2 separate regions of the Homo sapiens genome follow, and region 1 is linked to region 2. A link is a loop called in an ENCODE intact Hi-C map of the cell type or tissue named here. Cell type or tissue: CD4-positive, alpha-beta T cell. All regions are shown on one strand. Each heading gives the region's core, and the rest is flanking DNA. Links, peaks and the distances in the headings are about the cores only. Region 1 overlaps PALLD (palladin, cytoskeletal associated protein). Region 2 has its middle 21 kb from the start of MFAP3L.

The links. Peaks named below come from ENCODE experiments on the same cell type or tissue, not always from the same donor. Only the 100,000 strongest peaks of a DNase experiment are listed, where the experiment ranks them.
Region 1: it touches region 2 in a loop (8-fold over the local background); 5 of 110 quality-filtered maps call a loop at or near these places.

The regions. Positions count from the first base shown.
Region 1 is chr4:168,919,163-168,930,709 of GRCh38, forward strand. PALLD (palladin, cytoskeletal associated protein) reads left to right here. Exons shown (of 22, transcript NM_001166108.2): 18 at 2,372-2,579; 19 at 5,093-5,258; 20 at 5,783-5,916; 21 at 6,071-6,116; 22 at 7,051-9,279. The coding sequence ends at 6,084. It also overlaps a transcript of CBR4 not described here. Among named protein-coding and RNA genes, the nearest start is that of CBR4, 85 kb to the right of the region's middle. In CD4-positive, alpha-beta T cell, for the core only: CTCF peaks have their summits at 4,687 (motif pointing right) and 4,887; a DNase peak (open chromatin) is centred at 4,729.
Region 2 is chr4:170,041,221-170,052,767 of GRCh38, forward strand. No RefSeq gene overlaps it. Among named protein-coding and RNA genes, the nearest start is that of MFAP3L, 21 kb to the left of the region's middle. RefSeq lists an enhancer at 4,245-4,784. In CD4-positive, alpha-beta T cell, for the core only: CTCF peaks have their summits at 6,719 (motif pointing left) and 6,921; a DNase peak (open chromatin) is centred at 6,751.

The DNA of each region.
Region 1 (11,547 bases), core at 1,270-9,269, 1.1 Mb before region 2:
AGAATATTGGAAACAAAAAGTAAACTGCCTATTGATTTCACTATGATGATCTGACCTGGATAAAGAAAATGTGAAAAATCGGCCAGGCACGTGGGTCACGCCTGTAATCCTAAAACTTTGGGAGGCCGAGGCAGGTGGATCACCTGAGGTCAGGAATCCGAGACCAGCCTGGCCAACATGGTGAAACCCCGTCTCTACTAAAATACAAAAAAATCAGCCAGGCATGGTGGCAGGCGCCTGTAATCCCAGCTACTCAGGAGGCTGAGGCAAGAGAATTGCTTGAACCCGGGAGGCGGAGGTTGCAGTAAGCTGAGATTGTGCCCACTGCACTCCAGCCTGGGCAAGGAGCAAGACTGTCTTAAAAAAAAAAAAAAAGTGAAAAACCTTGCCACATGTACAGATAGATCAGGAAAAAAAAAAAGTTAGTGTATTTAAGCTTTGAAAGGGGAAAAAATCCTGACGATAAGCCAAACACTAAAGCAGCAGCTTGCTTTTCCTCCAAAAAGCCCCCTCCCCTTTTAGCCCCTGAGGAACATTCCTAGACACTGATTATCCTTAACTGGTACTAAATTTTCAGGAAAATAACTAATTCCACTCCCATAGCAACAAGCATCACTATTTTCATGTGTGCTGAGAGTACAGATCTAGTTACATTGTGACCTGCTGGTGGTGACCTTCAGCTCCTGAGATCATGCTGTCTTTACTTAGCCAGGAGAACTGGGGTTAGAAAAAAGGTACAAGGGGCATTCTCTTTGCCCTAGCATGAGTAACTATCCACTGGGTAGGTTCACTGTGAATCACGTGGTTTGAGAGTACGCGTGCTTTGGGCATCTCTCCTACTAAACATACTGTGGCTTCAGTCAGTAGATGGCTTATCTAGGATCTAACCTGGTAAAGTAGGAACAAGCAGTGCCGCTTTGTTTCTAGATGTGGGAACAACAAGGAGCCTGACCAAAGATGTCCACTCCCTCTTCCTCCACACCACTTCTGATGACCTCCAAACAGGTCAGGCAGTGTACATGGAGAGCTGGGGACAGCAAGTGGATAGATAGGAGAACACAGAGCCTGAGTGTCTCAGAAGCCAAGCTGCCTAACTACTGCTGTTTGTTTCCAAAACCTCTTCATCCTTTTAACCAGTCATTTAAGTTTACTTTAAATGCTGTAGCCCTTTGCTACATGTGTGGTGGGAGGCATCTTGCAGGTAATATCAGTTGAGTATCACGTAGCAGGAATGGAATTTGTGAGTCCTCTGGCTGATGCTGGCAAAGCTAGTTCTTCAAAAGAACTGTTTTACAGTCTAAGTGACATCTTTTTGTATATAACTTCGTACTAGTAAAGTTGGGGGTAGGGGGTAAAAAGGCCTTCCTTAACAGTGCATTTCTTCCATTCAAAATCAAGGGCAAAACTAAAAAGCTGGCAGATGGCGACCATCCTGACCCTTTGCGGCACAACATGTTATTAGCAATTAAATGCTTTTATCTGATCTCTGGTCCACACAACTGTCAAGGTCTCAAGATTTTATGATGTTTCCATTGTGATGGTAATTTGTTGAGATGGCTTTCTGGGTAATTTCGTATTGCTCTTGTTATTCAGTTTCAAGGATTATAAAATAATAATAGCAGCCCTGTGTGCTGACGAATGCATTCTCCATAACTATGGCTGCTCCTTGATGAGAAGCTTTACAGTACTATATATAAATGCCAGCTGAGTATTTGTTATTATTGTTGGACATCTTTTTTCAAAGAAGCCCAGAGCCTGGTGCTGATATCATCCCATTAATCTCCATAGCCCTGGGCAAGGTAAGACCATGACAGCAATTTTTTAAATCCCATCTCGGTCTTCTCTAGGTTGCTCTGTAAGAATTGTTTAGATGTAAGCTGGTGAGTGCTCAGGAAGCCAAAGTTTAAAGCAAAAGTTTTAAGCAAAAGAGTAACATGAGCTGATACTAAAAGCCATCTCTTGGCCCGGTGCAATGGCTCATGCTTGTAATCCCAGCACTTTGGGAGGCTGAGGCAGGCGGATCACCTGAGGTCAGGAGTTCAAGACCAGCCCGGCCAACATAGTGAAACCCTATCTCTACTGAAAATACTAAAAATTAGGCTGGCATAGTGGCAGGCATCTGTAATCCCAGCTACTCAGGAGGCTGAGACAGGAGAATCGCTTGAACCCGGGAGGCAGAGGTTGCAGTGAGCTGAGATTGTGCCACTGCACTCCAGCCTGGGCAATAAGAGTGAAACTCTGTCCAAAAAAAAAAAAAAAAAAAAGCCACCTCTTGTACTACTGAAGGAGGAATTTATGCAGACTTCTTAGCTACCAGTGATTTCACTCTGTTTTAATACAAAAATTTACATGTATTTCTTTTATGATTTAGGTCAGTGGGTTACCAACCCCAGATCTAAGCTGGCAACTAGATGGAAAGCCCGTACGCCCTGACAGTGCTCACAAGATGCTGGTGCGTGAGAACGGGGTGCACTCTCTGATCATAGAGCCAGTCACGTCACGTGATGCCGGCATCTACACATGTATAGCTACCAACCGAGCAGGACAGAACTCATTCAGCCTGGAGCTTGTGGTTGCTGGTAGGCTCATCTGTGAATCCTTGCTCTCTGACAGAATGAACATCAGACTTACAAATGTAAACTAATTCTACATTACTAACCAATACGGAAAATAAAGTATTGAAAAAATAGATTGTATCATCAAAATAGCCAATGAGGACATGGTTATAAGGCCTAGCAAAACAGAAACAGAAATCTTTCATTTCTCCCACTAACCTGGCAAAGAGAGAAAAAGATTTTATTAGCTCTTTTGGGTCATTCGACCTCCTGTGTGTATAGTGGCCCCTAGTGTTACATAGAGAAATAGTAACAGCAGCATGGACTCCAAGAACCAAAGAATTTGCTTATATATAAAGTTTTATATTTATATATATATATATATACACACACACACACACACACACACACACACACACACACACACCTGGTTTTTAAAACAACACTGTCATCTACCCTCATAGTCATTGTCAAACTACACTCAGATTTGCTTTTTCACTGATTATTGTGTAGGTAAATTCTGTAAAAGTGCTGTTACATGAAGTCTTATGCTTTGAGAAGCCTAAAAGGAAAACACATTTATGGAAAGGTTTTTATACCATCCTTAAGAGTTAGGTGTTGAGTACCTGATCTCTTTTAAGAAAGAACATAACAAAACATTTATTTCTTCTACCTCTTTATGCAAAGTGCTTCATGTACATTATGTATCAGTTGGCCCTCACATGAGCCTTATGAGATAATCAGAGCAAATCTTCTCTGAATTTTCCAGGGTCCCACTTAGTAAGCTGATGATTAGATTTAACACAAGACTCCTAGTGCTCTTCTAAACACACTACGTCACTGAGCTCTTTCAAGAAATAGAGTAGCAATGAGAATAAAACCCAAGAAGTCTTGACAAAACTCTTGGATTATGATTCTGATAATGGTACCAAGATGTTTTCACATAAAAATGTGGTAAATATGTGGACTGTGGTGCTACAGGTTAGCCATGCTTTCAAGTTTTGTACAAAGTACTCTATATTCTTACATGCTACAATTGATTTCATTCCTCTAACCTCAAACTAAAACTTCACTTTTCTGCTGTTAAATATGCCTTTTGATCACATAGATACCTCAGTGCGCATCAGCTGGCACTCCTGTCAGAAGACGGTGATGCACAGTAATTGGAAGCAAAGTCTTTGGGGTCAGATCTGCTCCAGTCCCGGCTCTTGTCGATTTTACTAGTGTGACATTTGGCAAATAGCTATCTCTGCGACTTAGTTTCTCCATATATAAAATGGGAATATAATGCCTCACAGTGCTTTCCTAAGGATTAAATCATAAAAATGTGTATGAAGCTCTGCATAACTAGTACCCTGCACAGCAATGCTGCAAAGTGGTAGATGTTATTCTTACTGATGAGTTGCTATGACATTAAGACTTGTTTTATACATTTTATGTTCTTTGCAAAACTGGAGCCCCAGAAAGAATACAAAGTGAGCTTCTGTTCCCACTTCTCCCAGAATAGCCTAGGATGGGCAACCATGTAAAATTCAATAAAAATCCAACCTTCTAACTAACTCGTGGTGTTGGAGAGTATTAAGCATTTGAAAAGTTCAGGTAGAATTTTCATCCTTTTTGAGCTCTTTCCTAGCTGCTTTGCTGTGATATATCTGTCACTCCAGATGAGGGAGTAGTGGTGGAAAAGGAATGCATTCTCAGATTCATTGTTGGTAGTTCAAAAGAAAATAAGTAAACCTTATTCATTCTCTGAAGTACTTTCCACCACTACTACAACTGATCCAAGAAAACAATTTCCCATTGGATGGTATTATTCAGAGTGTTATTAACAATCAGTCCTGAATTTTTCAGAATAGTACTAAAGTTGTCTTTTTTTTTTAATGGGTTCCTTCCTTCAAGGTTATAATAAAGCTTTTTTATAACCTTCAAAGAATACAAAGTGGAATTTGTAATTTATAGGATATACATTCCTAGTTTACAGGTAACTATTTAAAGCTGCCAAATTTAGATAAAGATGCCTCCCCTTTAAATTGCCCCCTTTAAATTCTATGGCATGTCTCACTTAAGAGTTACAAATATTCAGAATATTCATGGCAAACATGGCAAACGGCAGTGAGGGAATCTAAGTGGTCAAATTCCTAGAAATACTTGTCCTCAGCACCACTAGGTGGCAGTAGTTGGTTGAGGCTGTGAATGATCGGTAACATAATCACTAGTAGTGAAGCCATCACAGATGCTAGCAATGACTTAGGAGTCTCCCACAGCTGGTCAGACAGGCATTCTGTGAAGCAGATGGCCAGTGGACAGTGTGAGCCTATCAGACTTGAATTAATTGAGGAAATAAATGAGCGGAATGAAGTATACAGACCTTTGCTTGGTAAAAGAATAATTTGGAGAGGGGACTAGCATCTTACCACCTGGAGTAAAAAATGGTATCATAAAAGATCTATTCAAGCAATATTCCAAAAGCCTTCTGAATTCTTTCTAGTGCTCCTTTTGTATATCATTGATAGAGAATTCATCTCATGTTTTCTTAGCTAAAGAAGCACACAAACCCCCTGTGTTTATTGAGAAGCTCCAAAACACAGGAGTTGCTGATGGGTACCCAGTGCGGCTGGAATGTCGTGTATTGGGAGTGCCACCACCTCAGATATTTTGGAAGAAAGAAAATGAATCACTCACTCACAGCACTGACCGAGTGAGGTAAGACTGCACAATGAGAACCTGATCCTTAACTGTTCAGTCCTAATGATGTATCAAAAGATACATTTTATATAGCATGGAAATCTATGTGTAAAAGCCACATAGATGTTTTGATTTTTGATGAAATCAATCAAAGACAAAAACCATGCGTTACCCAATGTAGGATTAAGCTTTTAGAAGGAAGCTATGGGTGTTTGATCTAATGGTGATTTCTTAAAAGTGTTTATCATTCTATCTAAAAGAAAAGATGAATTCATTTGCTTTAGTGATAAAAGACTATTCAGTGGTTTTTGTAAAGGCAGATCCTCAACTAGGAATTAAGCACACAGATGTATTCAACTCTTGACGTCTGTTCTTTCTCCCATTAACTTTAATGGAGCTAGTAATCTCTACAGAATAAGTATGACCCTATTATCAGCTACTTGCACAATTCTGTTTCTAATGATCTAATTAAAAATGATGCTTCATGTCCAAAGCCACTTTTAAAAAATTTAGAACCCTAATGACTTTATCCTTTTCTCCAGCATGCACCAGGACAACCACGGCTACATCTGCCTGCTCATTCAGGGAGCCACAAAAGAAGATGCTGGGTGGTATACTGTGTCAGCCAAGAATGAAGCAGGGATTGTGTCCTGTACTGCCAGGCTGGACGTTTACAGTGAGTGCCACTTCATCTCATTTCATTGCGTTTACTCATTAAATTATGAAAAATTAGACATCTGGACAGCAAATCACATTACTCTTTATAAACAACTATTGTGTTTTATTTGTCAAAAAAATTCATATTGCTCTCTCTCTCTTTCTATTTGTAGTTTCTCGACATTAATAGTGAACCACACCAGGAGAACAAATACCCAAGTATCATTCAGGAACTTTGAATTATTAGCAAAATATGCATGTTGATTTCTCTTACATTGGCTAGTTAGTTGTGGCTTCCTTACTCAAGCATCCTTAGGAGTTAACAGTAGGCAAAGGCATAACCATGTTTTTCACATGTTCTTGTTACTGTGTTCTGCAAATGACTGCCTTTTAACATTTCTTCCTATATTCTATCGCAGTGTCCTAATGCACTCTAAACGTGTGTTCCATTGATCCTGGAATGCGTACTTTTGTGGCTTAGTGCTTTTCTCATTAATATATCTTAAGCAGCCAGCAGTAGACTTGTGTTTGTATATTTGTGTACATGCATCCCAAATTTAAAGAAAATTATTCCTATTGAATTTACAGTCTAGTACAATCAGCATTATGTTATCCATTGACATAAAAAAAACACTAGAAAAAAATTAAGAATTTATTTAAGAATTTATTTCAGATTTTGCCTCTTCTTGAAATAACTATGTGAGGGTCATCAAGAAATGTGTGGCCTCAACCTTCCCTACTGTACGATTCCTTTCAGTTGATTAGTGTTAAAGCATCCACATCCAGCAGAATTCCTAAGTGCTATAATTATTTTAGAGAAAATATTTTTTAAAAGGAGAGGGGGGATGAGAATTAGGAAGCTTATCAGCTATTCCAAAGGATTCCCTGTGCTGCAGTGTTTACTTAAAAAAAAAAAAGATAAACTACACTTGACCTTTGTAATCTAGCTGCTTTATTCCCACTATCCTGTATAGACAGTAAATCTGCAACATGTGAGTAAAATGCAAAAGTGTTCCTAAATTTTCCATGTTTCTACCATGGATGTGTTCAGGTGCCTTGCATCTATCTAGACATTCTGTATTTATTTGAAATATCTAAAGGCTTTCCAAGTATATCTTGATTAAAAATCTTAATTTACTCTTTTTCTTTGTAGCCCAGTGGCATCAGCAGTCACAGAGCACCAAGCCAAAAAAAGTACGGCCCTCAGCCAGTCGCTATGCAGCACTTTCGGACCAGGGACTAGACATCAAAGCAGCGTTCCAACCTGAGGCCAACCCATCTCACCTGACACTGAATACTGCCTTGGTAGAAAGTGAGGACCTGTAATCCAGCATTCTTGTTAAAGCTGAAACACTGAAACAGCCATTGCCTTGACCAACATATTCCTTTGTCACATTATGTAAAAGGCAGAAACATACCTTTGACTATAAGAAATTAAAAAAAAAACACCAAAATAATATTTTTCTTACTTGATATACCAAACTTAGTTTAAGTAGATAATGCTAATACAAATATACACATTGCACAGAAAATACACATTTACTGTCCAATTTAAAACTTTGGAATTGCTGTGATTAAAGTGATCAAAATGCCAAAATACTAAAGGAAATCAATTGTTCACAGGTAACTACAATTTGTATTATCTACAAGTGCCTTTAAACACAAGATATAGGTGCTGTGTAGCCTGATAGTGTGAAATGTTTAATGAGGGAGTTGTACCACAAACAGTACTACAATGATTCTGAAGCACAGTGTATTCAGACAGATACAGTGAACCAAGTGCAATATGTAAGGATGAAAGAAGAAGAGATGACAAAGAAATCCAAGTAAATGCCTTGTCTTTGCAAATGTTTTTATATTAAATCATAAGGAAGGAACTACTTGCCTTAAATGTTAATATCAAAAGAGTTTTCTAACAAGGTTAATACCTTAGTTCTTAACATTTTTTTTCTTTATGTGTAGTGTTTTCATGCTACCTTGGTAGGAAACTTATTTACAAACCATATTAAAAGGCTAATTTAAATATAAATAATATAAAGTGCTCTGAATAAAGCAGAAATATATTACAGTTCATTCCACAGAAAGCATCCAAACCACCCAAATGACCAAGGCATATATAGTATTTGGAGGAATCAGGGGTTTGGAAGGAGTAGGGAGGAGAATGAAGGAAAATGCAACCAGCATGATTATAGTGTGTTCATTTAGATAAAAGTAGAAGGCACAGGAGAGGTAGCAAAGGCCAGGCTTTTCTTTGGTTTTCTTCAAACATAGGTGAAAAAAACACTGCCATTCACAAGTCAAGGAACCCAGGGCCAGCTGGAAGTGTGGAGCACACATGCTGTGGAGCACACATGCTGTGGAGATTGCAGTGTGTCTGAGGTTTGTGTAGTAGTGGAAGATTTTAGGTATGTAGAGCAAGTTGAAAATGGATTGAGACTGCATGGTGGCATAAATGAGAAATTGCCTGTAGCATCTAGTCTACTTGAAGGAAGTGGAGACATAAGGAGAGACAAAAACAGGTTTGTGCCATAAAGTATTTTTTCAAAGACACCAAGATGTGGTAAATGAAAATTATTAGTTCACTTCCCTGCTGCCATGAAACTTTGCCTTAAGAAGGTGCTGGATTCCAAGGTTTGTAAAGGCATCTCGGTAAAGACTGCTTTTTGAATGCATATGATTTTGCATCAGCTAGACTGAGTTGATTCTGACCAGACTTGATGGTTTTAAGTCGGAACCGATAAATTTTAAAAAGGAGAAAAAATAATTTGACCTAGTAGTATAAAACATGAGGCTTTAATGGTACTTTGCTATGAAAAGAAAACACTGTATTCCTTATGCAAAACACATGTATCTTTCATTATTTATAAGTGGCCTCTCTTAGCTCAGTTACTCAATTCATACGTAGTATTTTTTAAAATAATTTTATATCTGTGTACCACCCCATATATTTCATATTACTGTTTCACATGTACAGCTTTCTACTTCTTTGTAAGAACACCAACCAACCAAGGTTTAAGTGATTAATAGGCTTGAGCACCGGGTGGCAGATGTTCTATGCAGTGTGGTTCAAGTTTCTTTGACCGCACTTATATGCATTGCTAATATGGAATTTAAGATACCATACACAGTCTCTCATGGACCTATCTCTATTGTAGAATTATGACTTATGTCTTACTTGCCAAATTTTTCTGAATGTGACCTTTTTTTGCTGATTTGCTGGGTTTGGGATTAACTAGCATTATTTTGCCACCTTTATATTGTATTTATAAAAAAAAAAGTACTATCAATCAATCATACTACTTTGGATTGTTGTGCTGGTGTAATGTGGATTTAACATCAATAAATATTTGACAAATAATAGTTGCAGTTTTGTGAAGCAAAATAAATATTCAGTTTTAGTTTTCTGTTGCTGCCATAACAATTAGCATAAACTTTGAGTGATGTTTGAGGCTTCAGCATCACTCATTTATTACTCACAGTTCTGTAAATCAAGTTCGGGCAGGATGTAGCTGGGTTCTCTGTTCAGGATCTTATAAAGCTAAAATCATTGTATCAGCTGGACTGTATTCTCATCTGGAGCTCAAGATCCTCTTCAAAATTCAAGTGGTTGTGATAGCTCTGTGCAATTGTAGAAGAGACGTCTCCTTTAGTCCCTCAGCCAGGAGCTCTCTCTCTCAGCTCCTGAAGGCCGCCTGTATTCCTTGCCATGTAGCCCGCTCCATCTTCAGGGTTAGTGGTGAGAATCTCCTTCACCTCAGATCCCTCTCACACTTTCTCTTTGTCAAAGGCCCAGTCCCTTTTAAATTACGTCAGGCCCATCCAGATAATCTCCCTTTCTTAAAGTCACCTGACTTTGGGAACCTTAATTACATCTGCAAATCCCTTCAAAGCAGCAGCTAAATCGCCATTTGATTGGAATAACTGAGAGAAGGTGTGTATACACCAGAGGATGGGGATATTAGGGGCCATCTTACAGTTCTGCCTGCCACAGCAATGTACTGTAGGTATGCATGTAAATACACACCAGTGCCATGACGTACAAGGATACATAAAATACAGCAAGATGATATAAATTAAAAGTGAGGGGAAAAGGAAGAAAGTAAGTATAAATGGAACAAGGAATGAGATATTACACACACACACACACCCATATTCATATACACATATAGCATTAATATCTACATAGTTACAACAGACGGACAACATATTTGGGCCTAGGCTTTCCTACTACGGGAAAGAGAAAGCTGGTCATTTATCTAATTCACAGCCTCCATAAGGTGAAAATATTTCATCTTTTACATATGCAATATAATGGAGCTTTGAGGATACATTTGAATTAGACTAGAATTGTGTATTTCACATTGTCTTCTATACCCCATGACTTGCTATGTAGTTTACAAGATTCATTATATATTTTAATGCTGAATTTGTCCTTGATTTTCCCTTTTATGAACATGCATAACATGACAATCCCCTTGGCTTGCTCAGTAGCTACAACCTCCTTTATCATCATGTAAATTTAGTTTGACCCCTTTAAATTATAGAAATACAACTTCTATATTATGGTGGTGAGGAACTTGAGTGTTGGAGTTGGCCAACCAGGATTTGAATCCTAGCTCTTTTGATCATGTGTGACCCATAAGCAAGTTACTTTACCTCCCCAAGCCTCAGTTTCCTTATTTGGAAAATGGAGATTAAAATAGCACCCCTCTCTTTGTGCTGCTGTGAAGATTATATGGGATGATAATTTTGACATGGTACCTGGCACATAGTAAGAGCTCAATAAATTTCAGCTATTATTTTAGTGTAGTTGGAAACTAAAGTAAAATTTCAATTACAAAATGTGTACACACCTAACAAAATTCCACAGATGGTTAAAATTTGTGAACTTGGATGGGAAAAACATTACCCCCTAGCTGAAATTTAGAATTTCCTTCAATTATGAATGTAGGCAACAAAACACAACAGTATAAAATACCTGGGACTGTCCTAGTAAAAATTATATTACAAATATTGAAATATCTTAAAATCCATCTAAATTCAGCATTACTTCAAAATTATGGCAGTTGTTAGAGTTACCAATAGATGTAATTTATAGGCATTTGTATTATAAATTTGTTTTTAATACTTTGATAATTACTTAAAAATAATTTGTTTTATGTATTTTATGCCTCCATGAACATTATTTTGAGAAGGGATCCAGAAGATTTACCAGAGGGTCAAAAAGGCATATGGCACCAAAAAAATTAAGAACCAGGCCCTACAGAAGCTTAAATACGTAGAAAAGGATAAAAAATTTGAGGAAAGCCTAATTTGTCATTAGTAGAAGAAGGAACAAAACTAATTAATTCATACAATGAAATATTACTTACTATTCAGAGTTAAAGGTAAAGAAATGGATTTACTTCTATTGGCAGGGATAAATATGAAAAACAGCATTTGACGAGGAAGGGAAGTTACATAAGAGTGATGTCAGCAAGATGGCTGACTAGAGGTTCCTGGCATTCATCCCCCCAAGAAAGGATCAACAAATGAACAAACAGTTAACATTCAACTGAAGTGTCAAAGGAAGAGCACTGGAGTGCAGTGGGGGTAGCTGCGGTCACTGAAAGTCCAGAAGGCAGCATGGAGACACCTTGTCTCTGCTGCC
Region 2 (11,547 bases), core at 2,431-10,430:
AGCCTTTTTTGGAAACAGGGATGCCAATGAAATAAGTACAGTAAATAAACAAGGATATATGGACAGTTTTTTTTCTTTTTCTTCTCAGCGTCAGCACAGTATTCACCCTGAAGATGGAGAGTCATAGGTTTGAGGATCAGTATCAGGGGCATTCTGGATCATCTTTCAGAGTGGCAGTCCAAGCTAAAAGCCCAGTTCCGCCGCACAGGGTACATGAGCCAGCTGAGGCAATGTTTGGCTGAGAACAAGAAAAATGACTCAAAGAAAGTCAGTGTGGACACCTAAAGCCAGGACGATGTTCCAACAAGCTGATGATTTATAGAGCATTGGTGCAACCAGCCTTCTACCTCATGCAAAACCCAGGGAGTAGCCTCATATGGACCCTTTTGCTACTTTTTAACTGGCCTCCACCACCGGCCACACTTAAGTTTAAATTGGTGCAGTGGCTCATGCCCATAATCCCAGGACTTTGGGAGGCCGAGGCAGGTGGATCACCTGAGGTCAGGAGTTCGAGACCAGCTTGGCCAACATGGTGAAACCCCATCTCTACTAAAAAGAAGAAAAAGAAAATGCACACCTATAATCCCAGCTACTCGGGAGGCTGAGGCAGGAGAATCCCTTGAACCTGGGAGGCGGAGGTTGCAGTGAGCCAAGATCACCCCATTACACTCTAGCCTGGGCAACAAGAGCAAGTTAGAAACACACATACACAAAACATTTTTCACAAACTGTGTTTTCCTACAGAAGGAGTTATATTTTGTTATTGAGCCTGCTGTAGGGAAATATGGTTAACAGATAATAAGATAATAGTAAACTCCATCTCAAAATAAATAAATATAAATAAATTAATTAATTGGTGAATGAGAATTTACTTAGAGTCCTCTGCATGAGTTTCTCCCCAATCTGCAAGTCTAATGGGGTGACTACCTCTGACTACTTATGTTGGATTTCACTGTATGTGTTTATATATATAAAATATTGAGATAAACGCAGTGTATTTTGATTGATAGGTGTTATTAGTCTGCTAGGTTTGCTGGAACAAAGTACCATAAAGAGGTTGCACCCAAGAATCTTCCAGAATCCTACTGGTGCTAACTCTCCATAGGTTGGTTATTGTCATTCTGTCCCCCCAAAATTCATGTTGATATCCTAACCCCAAGAAGCTTAGAATGTCAGCTTATTTGGATATAAGGTTGTTGCAGATGTAATTAGTTATGATGTGGTCATGCTGGAGTAGGGTGGGCCCTTAAATTCAATATGACTGGTGTTCTGATAAAATGGGAATATGTGGACACAGATGCGGCTCAAACAACAGAAATGTCTGACAGGTCTGGAGGCTAGAAGTCAAAGATGAAGGTGTCTGCAGGGCCATGCTCCCGCTGAAGGCACTAAGGAATCATCTGTTCCAGGATTCTCTCCCAGCTTCTGGTAGTTCCTTGTCTTGTGGCAGCAAACTCCAGTCTTCACACAGCATTCTCCCTTTGTGTGCATCTGTGGATGTCGACGTGAATTTTGAGGGGACATAATGACAATAACCAGCCTATGGAGGGTTAGCACCAGTAGGATTCTGGAAGATTCTTGGATGCAACCTTATTATTATTATTATTATTTTGAGACAGTCTCCCTCTGTTGCCCAGGCTGGGGTGCAGTGGTGCCATCTCAGCTCACTACAATCTCTGCCTCCCGGGTTCAAGCAATGTTCCTGCCTCAGCCTTCCAAGTAGCTGGGATTACAGCTGCACACCACCATGCCAGGCTAATTTTTATATTTTTAGTGGAGATGGGGTTTCACCATGTTGGCCAGGCTGGTCTTGAATTTCTGATCTCAAGTGATCTGCCCGCCTTGGCCTCCCAAAATACTGGGATTACAAGCATGAGGCACTGCGTCCAGGCTCCTCATGCCTTTCTCCCAACCCAGTGACCCCTCTCCTCCTCTCTGTCTCTCTGAATCTCCCCATCATCCCAGCTCCAGCTCACCTTATCATCATTAGGAAATCTTTGTTCTCACTGGCAGGGACCTTGCCCAACTCTGCACTTGCAATCTTGACCACCAACCTCTAGTAATTTGGTTCATTCTGTCTCCTTATTTTTTTCTAGCTGATATTTAAAGCATAGCCACCATATGTTATCTATCATGCCATGCATTTACTAGGTTCCTGGCATTTATAAATTGAGCACTTTCTGGTTTTATTAAGAAAAGGAACTCCGATACTTAGGCACATGAAACTTTTCCACCTTCAGATTAATCACCTTAATTAATCTTAAGAGTGGATATGTAGGCCAGGCAGGGTGGCTCATGCCTGTAATCCCAGCACTTTAGGAGGGCGAGACAGGCGGATCATGAGGTCAGGGGTTCGAGACTAGCCTGGCCAATATGGTGACACTCCGTACAAAAATTAGCCAGACGTGGTGGCGCTTGGCTGTAGTCCCAGCTACTCAGGAGACTGAGGCAGAAGAATCAGTTGAACCCAGGAGGCGGAGGTTGAAGTAAGTCGAGATCGCGCCACTGTACTCCAGCCTGGTGACAGAGTGAGACTCTGTCTCAAAAAAAAAAAAAAAAAAGTGGATGTGTGAACGTGTTGGGGTGGAGTTGAGCAGTGAGGTAGCAATGAGTCTGTTAATTATTGAGTACTCAGCTGACTATACATTGTCCAAAAAGCAAACCAGCCGCCATTTTCCACTTTGATAACATAAGCAAATTGCTGGGAATGTATATTCAATCATGTATTTGGGAATTTGAGAGTTTCCAGGGACATCAGACTCTATTGGGCCTGTCTCTGTGACAAGGTTATGTGTGAAGGCAAGAACCTTTTCTTTTACTTCTTAAAGCCCAGCATAATTCTGGGGACAGAGGCATGCTTATTAATGCATTACATTAGCATTAGTGAAGCCAGAGATTTCCTTAATGTAAATAAAGTAAATAAAGAAAAATGTGGCCAGGCACAGTGGCTCACACCTGAAATCCCAGCACTTTGGGAGTCTCAGGCAGGCGGATCACTGGAGGTCAGGAGTTCGAGTTCAGCCTGGCCAACATGGTGAAACCCTGTCTCTACTAAAAATACAAAAATTAGCTGGGCGTGGTGGTGGGCGCCAGTAATCCCAGCTACTCAGGAGGCTGAGGCAGGAGAAGGCTTGAACCCAGGAGGCAGAGGTTGCAGTGAGCCAAGATCACGCTACTGCACGCTAGTCTGGGAGACAGAGTGAGACTGTCTCAAAACAGAAAAAAAGAAAAATGTGTTCTTACTGTAATAGACTCAGTAAATATTTTGCAACTAAACATAAATTTACTATAATTACCAAGTGGAGTTTGTCATTTTAATTTTGAATAGTATGTACTACGGTTTGAGTATGCCCTCCAAAACTCATGTTGAAATTTAATTGCCATTGTGACAGGTTTTTTGTTTTGTTTTGTTTTAGCTTTTGTTTTTTTGAGATGGAGTTTTGCTCTTGTCACCCAGGCTGGAGTGCAATGGCCTGGTCTCAGCTCACTGCAACCTCTGCCTCCCAGGTCAAGCGATTCTCCTGTCTCAGCCTCCCAAGTAGCTGGGCTTACAGGTGCCTGCCACCACGCCCTACTAGTTTTTGTATTTGTAGTAGAGACGGGGTTTCACCATGTTGCTCATGCTGGTCTCGAACTCCTGACCTCAGGCAATCCACCTGCTTCGGCCTCCTAAAGTGCTGGGATTACAGGCATGAGTCACCATGCCCAGCCTATGACAGGTTTAATAGGTGGGACCATTAAGAGGTGTTTAGGCCATGAAAGCTCTGCCCTCATGAATAGATTAATGTTGTTATTGTAGGAGTGGGTTTGTTATAAAAGCAAGTTTGGCCCTCTCGTGCTCTCACCCCCTCTTGCCCTTCTGCCTTCTGCCATGGGATCATGCTGCACTAAAGTCTTCACCACATGTCAGCATCATGCACTTGGACTTCCAGGACTCCAGAACCATGAGCCAAATAAACTTCTTTTCCTTATAAATTACCTAGCTTGTGGCATTCTGTTATAGCAACACAAAATGGACTAAGTATGTGACATATGCTTTTAAATGTTATAAAAATTGCAACCATACATTAACCGTTCTAAAACATTGAAAGTAATATTTCTTTAGAGTGAATGAAAACTTATACATTTGAAAAAAATGAATGAGACTTCTGAGGTATGTAATATAAAATTATACAGGCCTGACATAGGAAGGCAAAATAAATTAAATATCTTAATTGGAAAATTGATATTTAACTGTATTTGCCCCCCTATGACTTAAGAGTAGTCTAGACATTATACTTTTCTATCTAGTGTGCTGAAATATGTCTTGATGGTAAATTCAAGTAATAGCTACACGTGTCTTGTATTTTTGCAGTTAGTTGAATGAACAGGTTTAGTTATCATTAGTCATAGAACTCCAGGCCACGGTATGATTAAATAATATTCAATTTATAATTCATTCTAAATATGAGTTTTATATTTAGATTCCTGTTGAGATATCACATAGAATAAAATAATTTAGCTCTCCCTCTCCCTCTCTCCCTCTCTCCCTCTCCCCACAGTCTCCCTCTCCCTCTCTTTCCACGGTCTCCCTCTGATGCCGAGCCGAAGCTGGACTGTACTGCTGCCATCTTGGCTCACTGCAACCTCCCTGCCTGATTCTCCTGCCTCAGCCTGCCGAGTGCCTGCGATTGCAGGCGCGCGCCACCACGCCTGACTGGTTTTCGTATTTTTTTGGTGGAGACGGGGTTTCGCTGTGTTGGCCGGGCTGGTCTCCAGCTCCTAACCGCGAGTGATCCGCCAGCCTCGGCCTCCCGAGGTGCCGGGATTGCAGACGGAGTCTCGTTCACTCAGTGCTCAATGGTGCCCAGGCTGGAGTGCAGTGTCGTGATCTCGGCTCACTACAACCTCCACCTCCCAGCCGCCTGCCTTGGTCTCCCAAAGTGCCGAGATTGCAGCCTCTGCCCGGCCGCCACCCAGTCTGGGAAGTGAGGAGCGTCTCTGCCTGGCCGCCCATCGACTGGGATGTGAGGAGCCCCTCTGCCTGGCTGCCCAGTCTGGAAAGTGAGGAGCGTCTCTGCCCAGCCGCCATCCCATCTAGGAAGTGAGGAGTGTCTCTGCCCGGCCGCCCATCGTCTGAGATGTGGGGAGCGCCTCTACCCTGCCGCCCGGTCCGGGATGTGAGGAGCATCTCTGCCCGGCCGCCCTGTCTGAGAAGTGAGGAGACCCTCTGCCTGGCAACCGCCCCATCTGAGAAGTGAGGAGCCCCTCCGCCCGGCAGCCGCCCTGTCTGAGAAGTGAGGAGCCCCTCCGCCCAGCAGCCACCCCGTCTGGGAAGTGAGGAGCGTCTCCGCCCGGCAGCCACCTCGTCCGGGAGGGAGGTGGGGGGGTCAGCCCCCCGCCCGGCCAGCCGCCCCGTCCGGGAGGGAGGTGGGGGGGGTCAGCCCCCCGCCCGGCCAGCCGCCCAGTCCGGGAGGTGAGGGGCGCCTCTGCCCGGCCGCCCCTACTGGGAAGTGAGGAGCCGCTCTGCCTGGCTGGCCGCCCCGTCCGGGAGGGAGGTGGGGGGGTCAGCCCCCTGCCCGGCCAGCCACCCCGTCCGGGAGGGAGGTGGGGGCGTCAGCCCCCCGCCCGACCAGCCGCACCGTCCGGGAGGTGAGGGGCGCCTCTGCCCGGCCGCCCCTACTGGGAAGTGAGGAGCCCCTCTGCCCGGCCAGCCACCCCGTCCGGGAGGGAGGTGGGGGGGGGGGGTCAGCCCCGTGCCCGGCCAGCCGCCCTGTCCGGGAGGTGAGGGGCGCCTCTGCCTGGCTGCCCCTACTGGGAAGTGAGGAGCCCCTCTTCCCGGCCACCACCCCGTCTGGGAGGTGTACCCAACAGCTCACTGAGAACGGGCCATGATGACAATGGCGGTTTTGTGGAATAGAAAGGGGGGAAAGGTGGGGAAATGATTGAGAAATCGGATGGTTGCCGTGTCTGTGTAGAAAGAGGTAGACATGGGAGACTTTTCATTTTGTTCTGTACTAAGAAAAATTCTTCTGCCTTGGGATCCTGTTGATCTGTGACCTTACCCCCAACCCTGTGCTCTCTGAAACATGTGCTGTATCCACTCAGGGTTGAATGGATTAAGGGCGGTGCAAGATGTGCTTTGTTAAACAGATGCTTGAAGGTAGCATGCTCGTTAAGAGTCATCACCACTCCCTAATCTCAAGTCCAGGGACACAAACACTGCGGAAGGCCGAAGGGTCCTCTGCCTAGGAAAACCAGAGACCTTTGTTCACTTGTTTATCTGCTGACCTTCCCTCCACTATTGTCCTGTGACCCTGCCAAATCCCCCTCTGCGAGAAACACCCAAGAATGATCAATAAAAAAATAAAATAAAATAAAATAAAATAAAATAAAAAAAGAGTTCCTCCTGCCTTGTCCTCCTAAAGTAGTTGGGATTACAGGTGTGAGCCACCGCACCTGCCCTAAATTTTTTTTAATTTGGTGTCCTGAGATAAGAAAATGTTTCACCATTTGTTAAAATTTTCTTTTGTATCATTTACAAAATTGTTCATTAATTTCTAATAGATACATTCAATGTTTTTTATACTGAGACAAAAAGGAATTTTGAATTTTTTGCAATAAATTGCATTTTAGTTGTGAATTTGGCATTTAAAAAATCCATTCTAATAAATTTTCAGTACAATTAAAAAAAAATAATTTACTGTAATTCTTTCTGCAAGCTTTTAAAGAAATTATATGAGGTAAGACTGCCGCCTGCTGGTCAAGATGTGTTGCTCATTTACATTTCAAACTTGTTTTTCACGATAGCATAGGATGTGATAAATCCAATTCAAAGCAATCCAACATACAGACTTTTGAGATGTCCTAGGTTGTCACAAATTATTGATGCTTGGACATTCTAACAATTATCATTCCCACAAGCCTTTCGTGTTTATCCTTCCCTCTTGATGACTGTTGATAACAAATCTCTGGCTGCATATTTCTGAGTCTTTGAAATGTACAACTTAGGGGCTAAGTTGCATTTATGCTCCTTTCTCTTGAGCAATGTGAGCTAAGCATCCATCTGTAGGTGAGAGATCTCTAAGTGTTGCTGAACCTGCTGCATAACTGCACTCCTCTACCTTATCTTTTTCTGACGACATCTCACAAACATATTGGCAATGCTGCTTTGTCCTCTTCTGGAACCCCAGCATAAAGATGTCCCCCACTCCTCTCACTGGCTCTGAGCCCAGCCCCAAGGTCACCCATCACTCAGGTGATCCTCAGCTCAGCCCTAAGGTGACACAGTCTTGTATCATGACTCCAGGGGAGCAGTTCCCAACCTTTTTGGCACGAGGGACTGGTTTTGTGGAAGACAATTTTTCCATGAACCGGGGTTGGGGGGATGGTTTTGGGATGATTCAAGTGCATTACATTTGTTGTGCACTTTATTTCTATTTTTATTACGTTGTAATATATAACAAAAAGTTAGACAAGTCACCGTAATGTAGAATCTGGGAGCCCTGAGCTTGTTTTCCTGAAACTAGATGGTTCTACCTGGGCATGATGGGAGACAGTGACAGATCATCTGGCATTAGATTCTCATAAGGAGTGTGCAACCTACATCCCTCACATGTGCAGTTCACAATAGGGTTCACGCTCCTGTGAGAATCTAATGCCCCTGCTGATCTGACAGGAGGCGGAGCTCAGGCAGAAATGCAAGTGATGGGGAGCAGCTGTAAATACAGATGAAGCTCGCCTCCTGCTGTGCAGCCCAGTTCCTACTGGGCCATGGACTGGGGGTTGGGCAACCCTGCTCTAGGGGACAGATAACTGAGTTTGAAGGCCTGCTCTACCCCTGACCACCTCAATTACTCATTTTGGTTGTGATGAGCATGCACTCCTATAATAAGTAAAAAATAAGTTGTTATAAACATCCTTCCCTAAATGCTTCAACCACCAACCTGCCCTGACCTGAGGCTGATGCTGAGTTCCAAGGGGGCTCAGGTCTAAGAAACAAAGTTCAGATGCAAGTTCTTGGGTGTCAGTTTCAGTTCCCAGACATTGCTCCACCTTCTCCTTATTCCCAAGAATACCAAATTATGCACATCCTGTCTGCTCTCCCCAAACTTACTGAGCATGTTGAAATTAAATTGTACCCTGACAACTTGAAAATCCTTTTCATGATTAAACAAATATTTATGGAACACTTTCCAGGTAGCAAGAACTTGCTAAATACTGCATTTAAAAAGATGAATGTGCTTTCCAAATGCTTAATTTGCACCATGAACACTGCTTATTCAGGACTGCCAAGAGAGACCCATCCAGCAGAGGTATCTATCAACTCTATTGAGGAAAAAAAGGCAAACACAAGAAATTTCAGGCACGTGAAGTTTGTAAGACCAAGAAAGGTAAAAAAGAAATCTTGAGAAATTCAAATGTGACATTATGTAATAGCCAGGAAAGTTACTTTGTTGTTGGGATTAAAATAGTTAAGAGATTTTTGTGAACTTCTTCTGGACATGGGCTCTTTTCCTGATCTTGTATTTCCAGCACCTCTCACAGTAGCTGCATATAGTTAGCACTTAATTAACATTTATTGAACTAATTGCCTCACTTGCTCTTGCTTACTGAAACAGTCATAATCATTATCCCCTTCATCTAGCAAATACAAAGTTAGGCGGAATGCGCACAGACTAAGTAAGAAACAGACAAGTGAAGCTGGAGAAGCTTCAAATGTTTGGAGGACGCCTGGGGCATTTCTCCCCAGGCTCCAGATGAATTCTGTGGTGCTAACTGTGATGCAGGAAACTTGGAGTCCCTGGGATTGCAAAGTCTGTCTGCCAAGGAAGGAGGTCTTCAAAGTACATGAGAAAGGAAAACGAGAATGAAAAATGGATTTGGCAATAAAGATGAGGGAGAAAGTCATGCGTCACATCTCGGTGAACCTTTTAACTGCTGATAATAGACATGTATAGCAGAGTCTTCTAAGGCTCACAAATAACAACAATGACGCTATGTGCTTTGCATGCATTACCTAAGTTAATGTTCAAAACAACTGGAAGCAGATTTGCCCCATTTTACAAATGAGGAGGAAACCGAGGTTCCGGGAGGTTGCTAGCTGCTCGGTGCAAGAGGCCTAGATTTCTGCGTATCTCAGCTTTCAACATGCCTTTCTCACTAAGCTTAATTATTTCTAGCTTTTGATTTAAAGTGAGAGACTTGAGATTCTTCCTTTCACTTCAACACTTAGAGGTTATTGCAAGATTCTTTTTTTTTTTTTTTTGAGACAGGGTCTTGCTCTGTCGCCCAGGCTAGAGTGTGGTGGCACAATCTTGGCTCACTGCAGCCTCCACTTCCTGGGCTCAGGTGATTCTTTCATCTCAGCCTCCCAAGTAGCTGGGACTACAGGTGTGCACCAGCATGCTAGTTAATTTTTGTAGTTTTTGTAGAGACAGGGTTTCTCCATGTTGCCCAGGCTGGTGTTGAACTCCTGGACTCAAGTGATCTGCCTGCCTCAGCATCTTAAAGTGCTGGGATTACAGGCTATTGTAGGATTTTTGATTGATTGATTGATTGATTGATTGAGATGGAGTCTCACTGTGTTGCTCAGGCTGGAGTGCAGTGGCGCAATCTCAGCTCACTGCAACCTCCACCTCCCAGGTTCAAGCAATTCTCCTGCCTCAGCCTCCCAAGTAGTTGGAATTACAGGCATGTGCCACAATGCCTGGCTAGGTGTATTGTTTTGTTTTTGTTTTGTATTTTTAGGAGCGATTTGTATTTTTGGTATTTTTAGGAGAGATGGGGTTTCACATGTTGGCCAGGCTGGTCTCAAACTCCTGGCCTCCAGTGATCCACCCGCCTTAGCCTCCCAAAGTGTTAGGATTACAGGTGTGAGCCACTCTGCTCGGCCGGTATTGTAGGATTCTTAATTGGCCTAATTTCAATATTGTTGCGTCTCAGAAAATAGGGAGGCCTGAGGAGAGAGATGGGGAAATGTCTGGTGTGTGAAACAGAACACACATAACATTTATTGATGAAGTTTGCTATCTTACAGGGGCACAGTTCATGGCAACCCCCAAAATTATAATAGTAATGTCAAAGACAATTATCAAGCAGCATAACATATATAATAATAATTAAAAAGTGAAATATTGTGAGAATTACCCAGATGAGACACAGAGACGCAAAGTGAAGGCATGTGGTTGGAAAAATGGTGCTAATGCAGAAGGTTGCCACGAACCTTCCATTTGTAAGAAATGCAGTCTCTGAAAAGTGTTATAAAGTAAAGCTCAATAAAGTGAGGCAGCCCTGCACATGCCTTGTTTTCTCTGCTGCTGCCATGCTGGTCTCCTGCCTGTTCCTGGGCTGCTGAATTGAGGAGGCTCAAACTTGCTTTAGGGCCTTGCTCTTCCCTCAGCCACCACTTGTCTAACATGAGTCTTTGCTCACCTTCTCACTTTCTCAATGAGGACTGAGCACCACCCCACTGAACACTGCGACATGCTCTTCCCCTGCACTCCCAGACCCTCTTCTTTACCCTCTCCAACCCATCATGGTCCTTTTACACTTCTAACATCCTATGCAATCCACTTATTTATTATGCTTATTCCTTTCTTTTTTTTTTTTGAGACAGAGTCTTGCTCTGTTACCCAGGCTGAAGTGCAGTGGCGTGATCTTGGCTCACTGCAACCTCTGCCTCCTGGGTTCAGGCAATTATCCTGCCTCAGCCTCCCAAGTAGCTGGGATTACAGGCATGCACCACCACGCCCGGCTAATTTTTTGTATTTTTAGTAGAGACAAGATTTCACCATGTTGGTCAGGCTGGTCTTGAACTCCTGACCTCAAGTGATCCACCCACCTTGGCCTCTTAAAGTGCTAGGATTACAAGCGTGAGCCACTGCGCCCGGCCTATTATGCTTATTACTTATGGGCTTTCCCCATATTCGAATGTAAGCTCCACGATAACAAGGACCTATTCACTGATAGTTCACAAACACTCAGAACGATTCCTGGCAATGTGGGCATCCATACATACAGTTTGAATAAACATATCCTTTTGTTCGCAAATAAAAATGGGATTGTATTGTAGAAACTGCTTTATAAAGACTCTTTGGCCTCATATTTTTTGAATGTGTTCTCATGTCAACAGACATACGATTCAAATATTTTTCTATCCGCATCATGGGCTACTACTGAATACCAGTTTTCGTCAGTTAATGTTTAATCAATCAAGCAATTAATTTGCTTTCATGGTAACCTTTTTTAAAAACAGCTTTATTGAGATGTAATTCACATACCATAAAATCCACCCATTTAAAATGTACAATTCACCTGTAATCCCAGCACTTTGGGAGGCCGAGGCTGGTGGATAACCTGGGGTGAGGAGTTCAAGACCAGCCTGGCCAACATGGTGAAATCCCTTCTCTACTAAAAATACAAAAAAAATTATCTGGGTGTGCTGGCGAGCGCCTCTAATCCCAGCCATTCGGGAGCCTGAGGCAGGAGAATTGCTTGAACCTGGGAGGCGGAGGTTGCTGTTAGCCGAGATCGTGCCACTGCACTCCAGCCTGGGCAACAAGAGCG